Linked DNA regions of Mus musculus: region 2 is linked to region 1. Evidence: chromatin contacts called from ENCODE POLR2A ChIA-PET data. All regions are on one chromosome and are shown on one strand. Each heading gives the region's core, a stretch centred on a gene start or an enhancer-like site at or near the end of the contact. The rest is flanking DNA. Distances are from core to core; before and after follow the strand shown. Region 1 holds the start of Zfand2a (zinc finger, AN1-type domain 2A). Region 2 holds the start of Gpr146 (G protein-coupled receptor 146).

Region 1 (2,745 bases), core at 2-2,501:
TTATAGCACCTAGGATAATCAGCCTAGGGGTGGTACTACTCGCAAGGAGCTCAGCCCTTCCATATTAATGACTAACTTAAAAGTACTTCCTAGGCCAATCTTATAGAGGTTATTTCCTGAACTGTGGTCTCCTCTTCTCAGTTTATGTCAGATTGAGAAATAAATAAATAATTAATTAAAAACATAAATAATCAGGACAGAGCAGTAGTATTCTGGGTCTATTAGCCTAGCCCACAGATCTTTGGTATTCTCGAGCTTGGGTCAGCAACACTTGAACATCTTTCTTTCTTTTTTTTTTTTTTTTTTGGTTTTTTTCGAGACAGGGTTTCTCTGTGTAGCCCTGGCTGTCCTGGAACTCACTTTGTAGACCAGGCTGGCCTCAAACTCAGAAATCCGCCTGCCTCTGCCTCCCGAGTGCTGGGATTAAAGGCATGCGCCACCACCGCCCGGCTTGAACATCTTTCTTTCTTTCTTTCTTCTTCTTCTTTTTTTTCTTTTTTTTTTTTTAAGATTTATTTATTTATTTATTTATTTAAAGTACACTGTAGCTGTCCTCAGACACTCCAGAAGACGGAGTCAGATCTCATTACGGATGGTTGTGAGCCACCATGTGGTTGCTGGGATTTGAACTCCTGACCTTCGGAAGAGCAGTCGGGTGCTCTTACCCACCGAGCCATCTCACCAGCCCTGAACATCTTTCTTAAATCACATGCATAGTCCGTGCTCCAGCAACTCTGGTAACAGAGATACAGGCATTTTGGGTATCATCTTGTAATTCTTCTGTAGACTGGACCTCACTTTTCCAAGGCATGTTTGTTCAGATGACCTGTCCCTGGCGTTCTGCCTCCCCGAGTCCTGGGATCCTTACAGCTTCACAAATGGGCCATCAATCTGTGCATACCGCGATCCCAGCCCTCAGGGAACTCCTACTGAGACACAGGATTCTCACGTCCGGCCGGGTCCTGTCTCAGGCTCTCAGGTACAGGCAAGCCTGTCACCTCACCCAGAGCTGCCTCACCACGACTCAGCCTAAGCTAGAGATGTTGCCTGACTGTTCTAGAAAATAGGCGGGGGGATAGGGAGGGACGAAAAGGCCGTAGAACTGCTGGATTGGTGACATGTAAGTGACGTCATCACGGCGCCCAGCCCTCTGGGGGTCATAACACGAAGGAATTGGCTGGCCTTCGATGACATTTTGGGCGCGCTGGCGGGCCGACTCTAGATGTTAGGGGATTGGTTGGTGTTGGTGTGGCGTCATCAGAGCGCGCCGGGAACGCCCAGGATGTATGACTCTGGATCTGTCGGCTGGGGATAAATGGCCCAGGCTGCTGCAGGGGCAATGCTACGCTTTCCGGCCTTGAGAGAAGTCGGGCGCTTCGCGGCGATTGGAGCTGCAGTTTCTACTGCGGTGTCACCGGGATAACCACAAAGGGCACCGCTTGTCTGTCTCCGCCTCTGACTACCCGTGAGTGCCAGGTACCGGTGTGGTTGCGGGCCGCTGGGGCCCGGGGAGCTGGTGAACTAGGGGCTGGCGTCTCCGCGCTGTGATTTCTCGTGGCCTGGCCATCAAGGAGTTACTGTCTCAGCACAGTGACATCTCACATCCCCAGGTCAACTGCCCTGAGCCATTGTCGCGGCAGCCAGGCATAGTGGTTGTTGCAGGCCTGTAGTCTCAGCGCTGGGGAGTTGAGTTATTAGATCACAAGCTCCAGGCTAACCTGAGCTAAGTAGTGAGACACACTTTCATGAAACAGTCTACTAGCAGGGCATGGTGGCTCGTGCCTTTAATCCCTGCACTCCAGAGGCAGAGACAGGCGGATCTCCGAGTTGATAGCCAAAGTGATCTACAAAACGGGTTAAGGGACAGCCAGCACTACAAAATAGCGTCTGTCCTAGGCCCCCGGCCCCCTGTTTAAAAAAGGGGGGGGGGAGAAAAGAAACAGTCGGTGGTCATTTGGTAATACGTCACGTGCTGCTTGCTTTGAACAAAAACATTTCATAATGCGGATTCTGTTGTGCACGACTTAAAAGGTTTCCTCCCCGACAGGAATGAGATCCACCCTAACCACTAAATGCAGTAGGAAAGGAAGGGGGAAGGGTGGGAAGTGAATTGGCTTAGAGGTGTTAGAGGTGACGTTTGAGGAAGTGACACTGTAGACTGGTCCTTGACAAGTCAAATAGATGTCTTCTGAAGCCTGAGAGTTCTCAACAAGGAGTAGATAAGAAGTTCCCAGCAGAGAAAGTAATAGAAAGATGTGAAAAGCTCTTTGGGGACTTGACCTGTGGAAAGTGCAAGAGTTTCGAGTCATTTGATAGGTGACAGGACTTGGAGGAGACTTTGCTTCAAGCCTGGTCTCCGGGATGCCAGCCTCTCTGCTTGTCTGTTTCTTGTGGTTAATTAAAGTGCCGCTTGCCTTGATCGGCCCTGGCCTGATGTCATTATGGCGTGTGCACAAAGTAAAACTGAAGGCATGAGGGAGGGAGAGGCAAGGGACAGCCTACTCTGGGGAGCATAGTCAACTGATGCCACTTAGCACCTGGCACCGAATCTTGTTGATGTCAACAAGTGTATTGAGGAGTTGAGACTGCAGCTTGAGTTCCAAGGAGACCATAATTTTCAGTGGCAGCTATGGACTCCATACGGGAAGCCTTTCTTTCTCTCACCACATTTGTTTTGTTTTTGCCAGAGCTGGGGATTGAACCTAGAACTTCCCCCTCCCACATGCTACGCAGAGCATTCTCTTA
Region 2 (2,700 bases), core at 164-2,663, 100 kb after region 1:
TAGGTTGAACTGTCCGGCTGCTGGGTCAGGACAGCTCGAGCCACAGGGAAGCTGAGAGGCTGCAGGCAGGAGCAAGTAACTAGGGCAGGTTAAGGAAAACAGGAGCCTCACTTGTGAGCACAGATCTCACTCCCCCAAGGGCTTGGCTTCATGTCTCAGTATGTTTGGGTCATTAAAGGAGGGGATTATGCTAGGACATTGTGGGGTAAGGAAGGAGAGAATGCCCAGGGAGCTGCAAGAGTCTCCTCCAGTCTGTGAACCACACAGGCATCCCCTCCCAACTACTCAGCCTACACATTCTGACCTAAATCCCCATGCATCCCCACATTAGGTTTAGCTGGATGTGTCGCAGCTTTCTTCATGAGCCCATTCAAGAGTCACGGGGAGCCGGGCGTGGTGGCGCACGCCTTTAATCCCAGCACTCAGGAGGCAGAGGCAGGCGGATTTCTGAGTTCGAGGCCAGCCTGGTCTACAAAGTGAGTTCCAGGACAGGGCTACACAGAGAAACCCTGTCTCGAAAAACCAAAAAAAAAAAAAAAAAAAAAAAGAGTCACGGGGACACTGATACACTGTACCCTGGGAGCAACCAGAGGTTCTAGTTTGGAAATCTGGACCTTGTGGTTGTTCTTCAAAGACTTACATGGCAGGTTAGGATAATGTGACTGTACCCTTAGTGTAATTATTAATAGTGTTTCCTTGCACTCACAGAGATAGTGCCTGGTCCCCTATGGGTGGAGTGGCCTCAGGACACGTCCAGAGGCGTTTCAATAGGATTAACTTATAGTTCTTTCAAGCTAGCTTAACCCCAGGTTATCAGTGCCTCTGATACATGGAGGTGGACATAGATGTCAGGTTGCTGGATCAGGACGAGAATAGGAATGCAGCTCGCAAGAACATAATCACAGACCGGGGCGCGCTAAATTGGCAGGTGCTGTTCTGGACAGCGGGTACTAAGTTAGTCCTAGTCAGCAAGCCTGAGGACCGAAGAAACTGTATCCCTTCACTTGGGGTTCTAGTTGCTGGTACTGCCTCCCGTGCCCGATGAATGTTCAGGGCCGATGGCGCAAGTTCCGCTATCTCTACGCACGGGTTCCAAATGTCCTGACGCTCTTAACCAACAGAAGGGACGAAGATGGTAACCGTAGCGTCCTAGGAGAGCCCGTCCGCCTCCTCGGGCAGCAAACCCACCGCCCGCCGCGGGTTCAGGACCACACTCCCTGTCCCTGGCGTCCACCCAGCGCAGCCTGGCGCGGTCTCCTCCCGCCTGGAACAGAGCATTAGGGGCTCCCCTCCCCGGGCCCCACTCACCGCTCGCTGGGCGGCGGCCCGCGCACCGGCCGCGGGCGGGCAGCTGGGCTTGCAGGAGGCAGCGGAGCTCACGGCGCGCACGCCGTGGGGGCTGTGTACACACGTGACCCCGTCCCGCCCCCGGGGGCTGCTCGCGTGGTCCCGCCCCCGCCCGCCGAGCAACGCCGTCAGGCCCTGCCCTCTCTCCCGACCCACAGCTCGGTGGCTCCGCCCTTTTCTTGGAACCGGTGCTTAGTTCCCGCAGGCTCCGCCCCCAGTCCGAACGGACAATCCCCTTGGCCAGCCACGGCCGGCCGCCTTAATGCTGGAGGGCGGCGCACCTGCCCCCATTAAAGTTTGTAATTTCCCCGACCTGTGCTTCCCCGGTCCTAGAGGCGTCTAAGTGGAGCTGTCCGGAGAAAACAGCTCCGACCCACTGTGTAGCTGCTGTCCAACATGAAAGTGGGAATGGTGCCATTTAGAGTATTTGCCTAACAGTCAGGAAGCCCGGCGTTTAGTCCTCAACACCACATAAGCCAGGGGTAGTGGTGCGTGCATACATGTAGTCCCAACACTCAGGAGATAGAGCAGGGAGGATCAGAAGTTCAAGGCTGTCCCTGGCTACATAGTCACCTGAAGGGTATCCTGGGATACATGAGATCTTAAAAAACAAAGAGTAACAACAACAAAATACACACACACACACAGATAGCCTAACTGGGCATGATGGTGCCCATCTATAATCTCAGCACTCAAGAGGCAGAGCAAGGACTGCCATAAATCCAAGGCTGTTGTAGCTTACATAGCAAATTCTGGGCCAACTGGGGTTGCAAAGTAAGACTGTCAAAAGTGGGGGGAGGGTCCTGGAGTTGTTGGCCCAATTGCAAGCAGGAGGACCTATGTTTGATCCCTCAGAACCCATGTCAGAAAGGTTGAGTGTGGTAGCATGTGCTTGTAGTGCTAGGGAGGTGGCAGGCGCTGGGGCCCTTTGGGCCAGCCTATCTAACTTTCACATTTCAGGCCACCAACCACCCCCACCCCCAAAAAGCCAACCCTGTCTTATAAAAAACAAGGTGGACAGCACCTGAGGAATGATGGCCAAGGTGGACCTCTGGGCTCCATAGGCACATAATCTAAAATGAAAGTAAACCATAAATAATTGACCCTCAGGATTCCTGGTGAGACTCTGAAGTGTCAGGGTTCCTGGGCCTTCCAGAGGGTTCCTGTGAGGTTTCACTCACAACTGGGGAGTGCTGCTGGTGAACCGAGCACCCTCCTAGTGCAAGGCCCCACTGGCTGCCTGCTCTGCACCACCCGAAGCACAGCACAGATGTTCAGAGTAAGAGGGCCCAGCCGCCGACTCGGCTGCGGGCGGTCCTCCCATTGAGCAGGCATGTCCCCGAGCTAGACATC

Evidence for each region. ChIA-PET counts read pairs that join two places held with the same protein, here RNA polymerase II (POLR2A).
Region 2: POLR2A ChIA-PET joins it to region 1 with 18 read pairs in Patski. The contact joins the promoter of Gpr146 here to the promoter of Zfand2a in region 1. POLR2A ChIA-PET finds 5 or more read pairs at or near these places in 2 of 5 experiments (Patski and embryonic stem cell).

The regions. Positions count from the first base shown.
Region 1 is chr5:139,482,997-139,485,741 of GRCm38, reverse strand. Zfand2a (zinc finger, AN1-type domain 2A) reads left to right here and starts at 1,251. Exons shown (of 7, transcript NM_001159908.1): 1 at 1,251-1,465.
Region 2 is chr5:139,379,352-139,382,051 of GRCm38, reverse strand. Gpr146 (G protein-coupled receptor 146) reads right to left here and starts at 1,413. Exons shown (of 2, transcript NM_030258.5): 1 at 1,309-1,413. All of the region lies in intron 2 of 3110082I17Rik (RIKEN cDNA 3110082I17 gene), which reads left to right.